Linked DNA regions of Homo sapiens: region 1 is linked to region 2. Evidence: chromatin contacts called from ENCODE Hi-C or POLR2A ChIA-PET data. All regions are on one chromosome and are shown on one strand. The core of a region is the stretch at or near the end of the contact, and the rest is flanking DNA. Distances in the headings are between cores, read along the strand shown.

Region 1 (3,735 bases), core at 820-3,319, 1.3 Mb after region 2:
GACTCAGCTTCCCCACGTACTGTCCTGCGCATATTTTGTGTCTCAGTTTCCTCATCTTTAAGGTAGGAATATCAATGGTAACTACCTCTTACGGTGGTAGCAACTAACCAGCTCTGCCACTTCTGTGATCTCTAAGCAGTTTTGATCATACACCCAGCAGTAAAAATTAAGTATCTCTCCAGCCCCAATATCTATAAGCTGTGTGTTACATTAATTTACTTGGGTTCCAACATGTGTATTTTATAAAACAGAGGATGGGGATTTTAAAAGTATGAGGACTGGGGCCGGGCGTGGTGGCTCATGCCTGTATTCCCAGCACTTTGGGAGGCCAAGGCGGGCAGATCACGAGGTCAAGCTATGGAGACCATCCTGGCCAACATGGTGAAACCTCGTCCCCACTAAAAAAACAAGAATTATCTGGGCGTGGTGGCACGTGCCTGTAGTCCCAGCTACTCAGAAGGCTGAGGCAGGAGAATCACTTGAACCCGGGAGATGGAGGTTGCAGTGAGCAGAGATCACACCACTGCACTCCTGCCTGGCAACAGGGCAAGATTCCATCTCAAAAAAAAATAAATAAATAAAGTATGAGGACAGGCCAGTCGTGGTGGCTCATGCCTGTAATTCTAGCTTTGGGAGGCCAGGGCAGGAGGATTACTGGAGTCCAAGAGTTTGAGACCAGCCTGGGCAACATGGCGAAACCCTGTCTCTATAAAAATACCAAAAAAATTAGCCAGGTGTGGTGGTGCAAGCCTGTAGTCTCAGCCACTTGGGAAGCTAAGGCAGGTGGATTGACTGAGCCCCGAAGGCAGAGATTGCACTGAGCCGTGATCACCCCACTGCACTCCAGCCTGGGTGACAGAGTGAGGCTCTATCTCCAAAAAAAGAAAAAAAAAATGAGGTCAAACAAAATTACCAGTTTGTTCTTTTTAGATTTTAGAGTTAGAGTCTTGCTGTGTTGCCCGGGCTGGAGTGGACTGGCATGATCATAGCTCACTGCAGCCTCGAACTCCTGGGCTCAAAGCAATCCTCCTGCCTCAGCCTCCTGAGTAGCTGGGGCTACGGGTGCACACTACCATGCCCAGCCAACTTTTTGATTGTTTGTAGAGGTGGGGTGTATTAGTCCATTTTCACACTGCGATAAAGAACTACCTGAGCATGGGTAATTTATAAAGAAAAGGTTTAATCGACTCACAGTTCTCCATGGCTGGGGAAGCCACAGGAAACTTACAATTATGGCAGAAGGCAAAGGGGAAGCAAGGCACATCTTACATGGTGGCAGGAGACAGAGTGAAGGGGGGAATTGTCACACACTTTAAACCATGAGATCTCATGAGAACTCACCATCATGAGAACAGCATGGGGAAAACCGCCCCCATGATTCAATCACCTCCCACCAGCAACACGTGGGGATTACAATTCTATATGAGATTTGGATGGGGACACAGAGCCAACCCATATCACAGGAGTCTCACTATGTTGTCCAGGTCAGTCTCCTGGGCTCAGGCGATCCTCCTGCCTTGGCATCCCAAATTGCTGAGGTTACAGGTGTGAGCCACCACAGATGGCCTGATATTTTTTTCTTAGCCCCCAACAATGAGCTTCTGCACCCTCTTTGGAGACAACTGCTATAACTCAGTTTGTCCCAGAAGTAGGCCATATGTGGCCCTAGGACCAAAGGGTCGCTACACCAAGGGCAGGCAGTGTTTTGGAAGGGCTGGTGTTTGCCAAGGGTGGCTGTGGCAAACAATGAGAACAGACTGGGAATTCTCACAGAGCAGAGAGTTGAACACACGGATCTTCAGGGAGTGCCGGTGTGGGTGTAGCCCCTGTGTATGTGGGCAAGAAATGAGCCCTACCGCAGCAGCCAGGGTGGTGCTCAGGACTTCATGTGCGTGATTTTCTTACCACCCCTCAGAAAGTAAGGACCCTTAGCCCATTCTACAAAGCCAGCAGAACTGAGGCTCAGAGAAGCAGGGTGAAGAATCGAAACCTAGGTCTCTCACCAGCGCTCTATGTTGTCAACCACAGTGCTGAGAAAGTTAAACAGGAACCAGATAGCCGGGGCTGTCTAGTCATGTGCAGAAGAGACAGTTTCTGAGACTGCCCCACCCAGTTATGACTTCCTGCTAAACCAGCTCCTGCCAGGGCCACAGCAGAGGAGATGGGAGATCATACACAGAGAGGAGGTTCCCCGCTTACAAGGCGTGATGAAGTGTGTTTTAAAGGAGAGCAAGCCTTACTTTCCAGTATTTGCACACAATGCTCAGTTGAAAATCAGTAGAAGTAGCTGGAATCATGGAGATCATTGATGAAGACTGTAAAGTTTTGAACAACTGTCTTGGGGAGCAGACAGTCTTCTGTGCTATTTGGTCTTAAATGCTCTGAGGTAAAAGAATGCAGCTGTCGGCCGGGCATGGTGGCTCACGCCTGTAATCCTAGCATTTTGGGAGGCTGAGGCAGGAGGATCACAAGGTCAGGAGTTCCAGACCAGCCTGGCCAATATGGCGAAACCCCGTCGCAACTAAAATTAGCCAGGCGTGGTGGTGGGTGCCTAAAATCCCAGCTATTCAGGAGGCTGAGGCGGGAGAATTGCTTGAACCTGGGAGGCGGAGGTTGCAGTGAGCCGAGATTGCACCACTGCACTCCAGCCTGGGCAACAGAGCAAGACTCCATCTCAAAAAAAAAAAAAAGTTACAATAGTAAATAGTAAAATTTTATGTATATTTTACCACAGTGAAAAAATTTAAAAACAAAACACTATGGGCTGAAAGTGGGGGCTGGGGAGACAAGTGTGATTGTTCTGCAGCTGGAGAGAGCCGGGGCTCCCCCTTCTCTGATGAGCAAGCACCTGTCCCATCCTCAGAGGTGTTTAGAAGCAGATGAGAGGTAGCAAATTAAGCAGAAGCTTGCCCTTCAATGTTTTGGCTATAGAAATGGAAGTCACTTGACATTTTACCCTAAACTGATGTTATAATAATGACTTTTAGGAACAGATGGCCCTTTCTTTCTAGCCTCCTTCCTGGCGGCCACTTATCCATCTCTTCTGCCTCCTCCAACCACTCAGCGTTATCATCTCTTGCATTTCATAACATATGCCATTCCATCTGCTTGATATTATTTTATCCTCCTCCTCCACCTGGCAGAGTCCTAGTTAAGTCATTTTTTGGTTTATTTAACAAATATGTGGGAACCAGGCTGAGTTCTGGTTTTGAGGAGCTTCTTGCTCTCTTTCTGTACTTCCTCAGGTACAGGGAGGGACTCTGCCATAGGGTGGCCCTATGATTAACATAGTTGCCCATTGCTGGCTGAGAGGTAGGAGCTGTTTTATGAAACAAACAGGGTCCATATCTTCGGTTCCTAGCGGTGTCTGGCATATATAGGTGCCCGGTACGTGACTAAACGAACATGAAGGTTGATGTATCTGCCCAAGGCGGTGCTAGAAGGAAGAGGGGAAGGTACTAAACCAAATGTTTAATCAATTAATTTGTAGGACTAGACAGGTGGGGGCTCAGAGAACAGTGGGTTTTCTGCCCCAAACTTGGACCTTTCATCATCTTAATAATCATCTCCCCGAGGCAGATGCTATTTCACTGATCACCCACCTTTTGCTCAGGAGGATGTTCTTCCTGGTATGCTTTTTTTTTTTTTTTTTTTTTTGAGACAGGGTCTCGCTGTGTTGCCCAGGCTGGAGTGCAGTGGCACGATCTTGGCTCACTGCGATCTCCATCTCCCGGA
Region 2 (4,291 bases), core at 474-2,973:
GTGTTGAAATGTTAGGTTTAGAGAGACAAGACTTTCTACTTAAATGACCAAGTGGTTTGGGACTTTGCATTGATTAACTCTACAAAGAATGAGATTGGTGGTGTGCAGCCTTCCATACAGCAGGCATCATTTGGCAGGCATCTTCTTTTATAATAATCCCATTGTCCAGTTGCATGCAACTGGACCCACGGGTTGGAGAGAGCCTGATGCTCCCTTTGACTTTTCTCCCTCAACATCTTGCTCTGGGTGAGATCATTAATCTATTATTTTTACATTAGTGACTCCCAAATTCATGTCTCCAGCCCAGAACTATTTCCTTGGAATTCTAGACTGACATTTCTGGAGAACCTTGAGAGCTCTTGTTGTGTACTTCATGGAATCCTCAAAACCAATATATCCCAAACTAATCACTTGAATGGATTCCCCAGCTCACTAGAGATAGGCAGTAAGGCTCTTTCTCCCTCCATCTGTCTCTTAGAGACTATCTCATAGTTTTCAGTCCTGCATGCTTATATGGACAAAGGGAGGAGGCAGATGTAGGAATCTTTTATTCAGGCCCCTCACATCTCTAAAAGATAGTCCCACTTTGGTGCCTGTGATGTTATATTGTAGTGGTTGGTGTATTTGATTGTCTCCCTTGCTACATAGTTATCATGCCAAGGACAAATTTTTGTCTGTGAATGGAGAAGAACGAGGGAAGCTCAAATCCCTGCAACGTACTGGCTTCCTGACCTGGATTGGACAAGTCACATAATCTTTCCAGGACTAATCCAGTGTCATCATGTGTGGGAAATTTTTGTATGTGAATTTTATGATACTATACATATATAAGTGATTTTTAAGAGGCCATTTATTTTCTCTTACAGTTTTCCAAACTTTGCATGTATTGATATAATAAATGTTTTATCACTGATCCAATCCATTCTTCATGCATTCATCATTACAATCCTCCTATAAATCTGCTTGTAAATCCCAAGTACTAGTTTAATTTACCAAGAGAACAACACAAACCTCCCTCCATGTCATAGAAAACTCAGTTTGGAGACACTTTATATTAAACCTTATTCCCAAATGTCATCACCACCCAGGGCAAATGGCTCATCTGACACTGTTAGCTTCTAAGGAACATTTTAATCCTTTCTACTATTGCCAGCATAGCACATGAATGACACCAAATCCACTACAAGTCTCCAGGGAGAAATGCATCGCTGATATGATGGCTTTATCTACATTTACACATTGAGGGGAAAATTGAGCTTGTTTTCATACTTCCACAAGTGCACTCTTCTAGCCCACTTTGCCTTTATTATCTCAATATTTCTGATGAATCGGAATTTTGGCCTGGATTATCCAAAGAATTGTTTCAGATCTCTTTGCCTCCACACGTAGATGGAGCTTTAGGCTATGCTCCTCCCACCCCTTCATAAATTCATGGCTTTTCAAAAATTTTCTTCTCTGTTTTCGTAAAAGCCAAGTGCAAAGAGAGAAACTAACTGATTGTACTTCTTCTTGATATGCCTGATAGTTTTCTGTCATCTTAATCATCACACGAGCAAGACTACTCAACACCCAGGCCTTCTGAGATCCGAACAATAAGTAACCACCAGTCACCTCCACACAGGCTGGCCAGGGGTGCTCATGGGGCAGAGTCCATATTAGCTGAAGACTTGCCTGTCCTCTGCCAGGGAACTCTACGGAAACGAGGGCAAGCTTTGCATGAAACCCCATTTGCAAACCGAAACCGTGAAAAAAAAAAAAAGGTGGTTCAGTGTGGTTTTTACTCAAAACCAGGTGAAGCTTTGTGGTTCAGCCAAGTTTTGACTTGAAGCCGGAGAGAGCTCACTGTGTTTGGCTGGACCTTGTTTTACATTTCATGTTCCATTTGGTTCTGTTTCCCAAACCTGAAACTGAGGGTTCAGATGAGGGGCACAAAATGAATAAAATGAAGTTGACATGAAATGTGGTGTAGATGAAGACAGCACCAGCTTTGTGATGCCAACTCCTGCTCCTGCTCTCTGCCGGCACTCCTTCTAGAAACGGCCTTCCCCACACTAAGTAGTTCCCTGGGACTTTTCTTTAAGGAACAGAATGATTAACACTATACAAAAATAGCAAAGGCTATTTTGCTCTTGTTTATTTTAACAGATCCATTAACAAATCTGTTTTTGTGAGTCAGCCATTGAGACTTTTGAGGAAAACATTTTAAGTAACAGACTGTGACGTTATAATGGCATGAATTTATTTAATATGTTTTAAATATCTACTATGTGCTAGAAATTTTAACTTATTAAGTTCTCACCGTATTTTATAGATGTGGAAACTAGGCTCAGAGTGATTGGATAAATTGCCCATATGCTAAAAGAGAAGGCAAGCAAGTGTAATACTAGGCAGAGCCAGCTAGATGTGGAAACTAGGCTCAGAGTGATTGGATAAATTGCCCATATGCTAAAAGAGAAGGCAAGCAAGTGTAATACTAGGCAGAGCCAGCTAGTAAGTGGTGGAGGAAAAGACTTCCCCCTGGATCTTTTCCCTAGCTATTTTCATTAGACCTCAATACCTACAAATCAGACCGAAGTTCTGCCCTCCGGGATATTATGAAGATACATATTTGGCTTCATAAAGAAGCTCTGCTCTGCTTCTATGGATTTAACCAACTGTGGATCTCTCTACGTATAGATCTGTATATATGGATGGTTGTCTGTATTGAACATGCGCAGACTTTTTTCCTGTCATTCTTCCCTAAACAATACAGTATAACAACTATTTGCATAGCATTTACATTATGTTAGGTATTATAAGTAATCTAGGGTTGATTTAAAGTATACAGGAGGATGTGCACATGTTATATGCAAATACTACACCATTTTAGAAAAGAGACTTGAGCATCTGAAGATGTTGTTATTCCAGAGGGGTCCTGAAACCAATACCCCCATGGATACTGGGGGGTGACTGTACTTAAAACAATAGTGTGTGGTGGAAAGTGCTAAACTTCCTAAAAGTTGTCCAAATGGTGAGCTGTGTGGGTTTAGAAGAGGGGAGAGAAGGCTTCTAGCTAGGGAAGGAGGGGTGGAGAGGGTAGCAATTGCAAAAATCTTTGTAAAAACAGTGACATTTGTGACACAGAAGAGCAGTTGGGTGTGTAGCTCTTGGGGGGCGGAAATAGTTTTGGAGGGGAGACAGGGTGGCTGAAAACAGAGAAGAGAGAGGATTATTTGTTGAAGTGAAGAGTTTATAAAGGAGAGTTAAGGAAAGTAATTTTGGAAAGATGGATTGAGACTAAATTATGGAAGGTCTTGGTTTCACGGCCAGTTGAGTTGTGTTTTATCTGCAGAAGAAAGCTATCAAATATTTTTGAGTCAGTATTCACAAAATCAGGACAAAATGTAGGTGAAAGCCAGAGTTTAACTCTGAAAATTACTTGTGTCTTATTGGAAATTTGGAGGGAGATTGAAAAAAATACATCAATTGGTCTTTCCAAAAAAAAAAAAAAATTACAGAAGAAAAGCTAATCATTTTCACACTGTTCAAGCTCAATGAGATCTAGTTGAGATTACAGATTAATACAAAGCTCTTGCTTACATTTTGAAGTTAGTATTTATTAGCACATATCTTGCAAGAGTATATCATCAACTGCCTTTCCCAAATTGAAAAATTTCCTCAAATATATGGGCTCCTTTTTTCATGATCACTATCCTTCCAGGAGAAAAATAAAATTAAATTTAAATTCTCCCTAATGAGGGAAGTAAAACACTAAGGAATAAGTTTTATCCAGTAGGATTGAGCTTTGGAGGTCCACAAGTCATTATAATTGTAAGACTTTTTCTATCCCTGAATACTAATTTTCATCCCCCTGGGTGCAATATTGCTCCCATTGGGACTGCATGGTGTAGGCCCAAGCTTGCTTTGCCATGACATTTTGACGAACACCGTGGAAGCTCTCTGATGTCTGGTGAAGTCTGCGTCACAGAAGGGAGGACGGATACAATCTCCTAGCCAAATAGGTTGACAATTGATAGGCTATGTGAAAGATTTGATTCAAAAATCAAACAGAGAACCTAGAGAACTACTGGGGAAGACAATATTGCTAGAGCACCATGATCAGTTACATGTTGGTTATTATACGTCCCTTAGGCTACCAGTGTTTCCTGTAAAATAATCTGCCTTTATTTTTTGCTACGCATTCTGCTAGGTGATATCGGTAGAAAAGTTAAAAAAAAAAATGCTAGAGGTGGATCTCACAAAACATAGCAGTGTGAGGGTGAGCATCAACATAGTATGCCTCTGAAGTCTT

What was found. A loop is a pair of places that touch in the nucleus more often than their neighbours do. ChIA-PET counts read pairs that join two places held with the same protein, here RNA polymerase II (POLR2A). Pooled maps may share reads with other maps.
Region 1: a pooled map shows a loop between it and region 2 (5-fold over the local background). The contact joins two enhancer-like sites. A Hi-C loop is called at or near these places in 2 of 37 single-sample maps with no recorded cell type and 3 of 50 pooled maps. POLR2A ChIA-PET finds 5 or more read pairs at or near these places in 1 of 52 experiments (activated T-cell).

The regions. Positions count from the first base shown.
Region 1 is chr21:36,296,267-36,300,001 of GRCh38, forward strand. No RefSeq gene overlaps it. Among named protein-coding and RNA genes, the nearest start is that of MORC3, 22 kb to the right of the region's middle. Within about 2 kb of position 2,070, at least 20 of the 41 ENCODE cell types and tissues checked have a DNase peak (open chromatin) inside an H3K27ac peak, as active enhancers do.
Region 2 is chr21:34,972,653-34,976,943 of GRCh38, forward strand. All of the region lies in intron 2 of RUNX1 (RUNX family transcription factor 1), which reads right to left. Among named protein-coding and RNA genes, the nearest start is that of RUNX1-IT1, 65 kb to the right of the region's middle. RefSeq lists a silencer at 1,520-1,814 and enhancers at 1,658-1,707, 1,838-1,927. Within about 2 kb of position 1,724, at least 2 of the 41 ENCODE cell types and tissues checked have a DNase peak (open chromatin) inside an H3K27ac peak, as active enhancers do.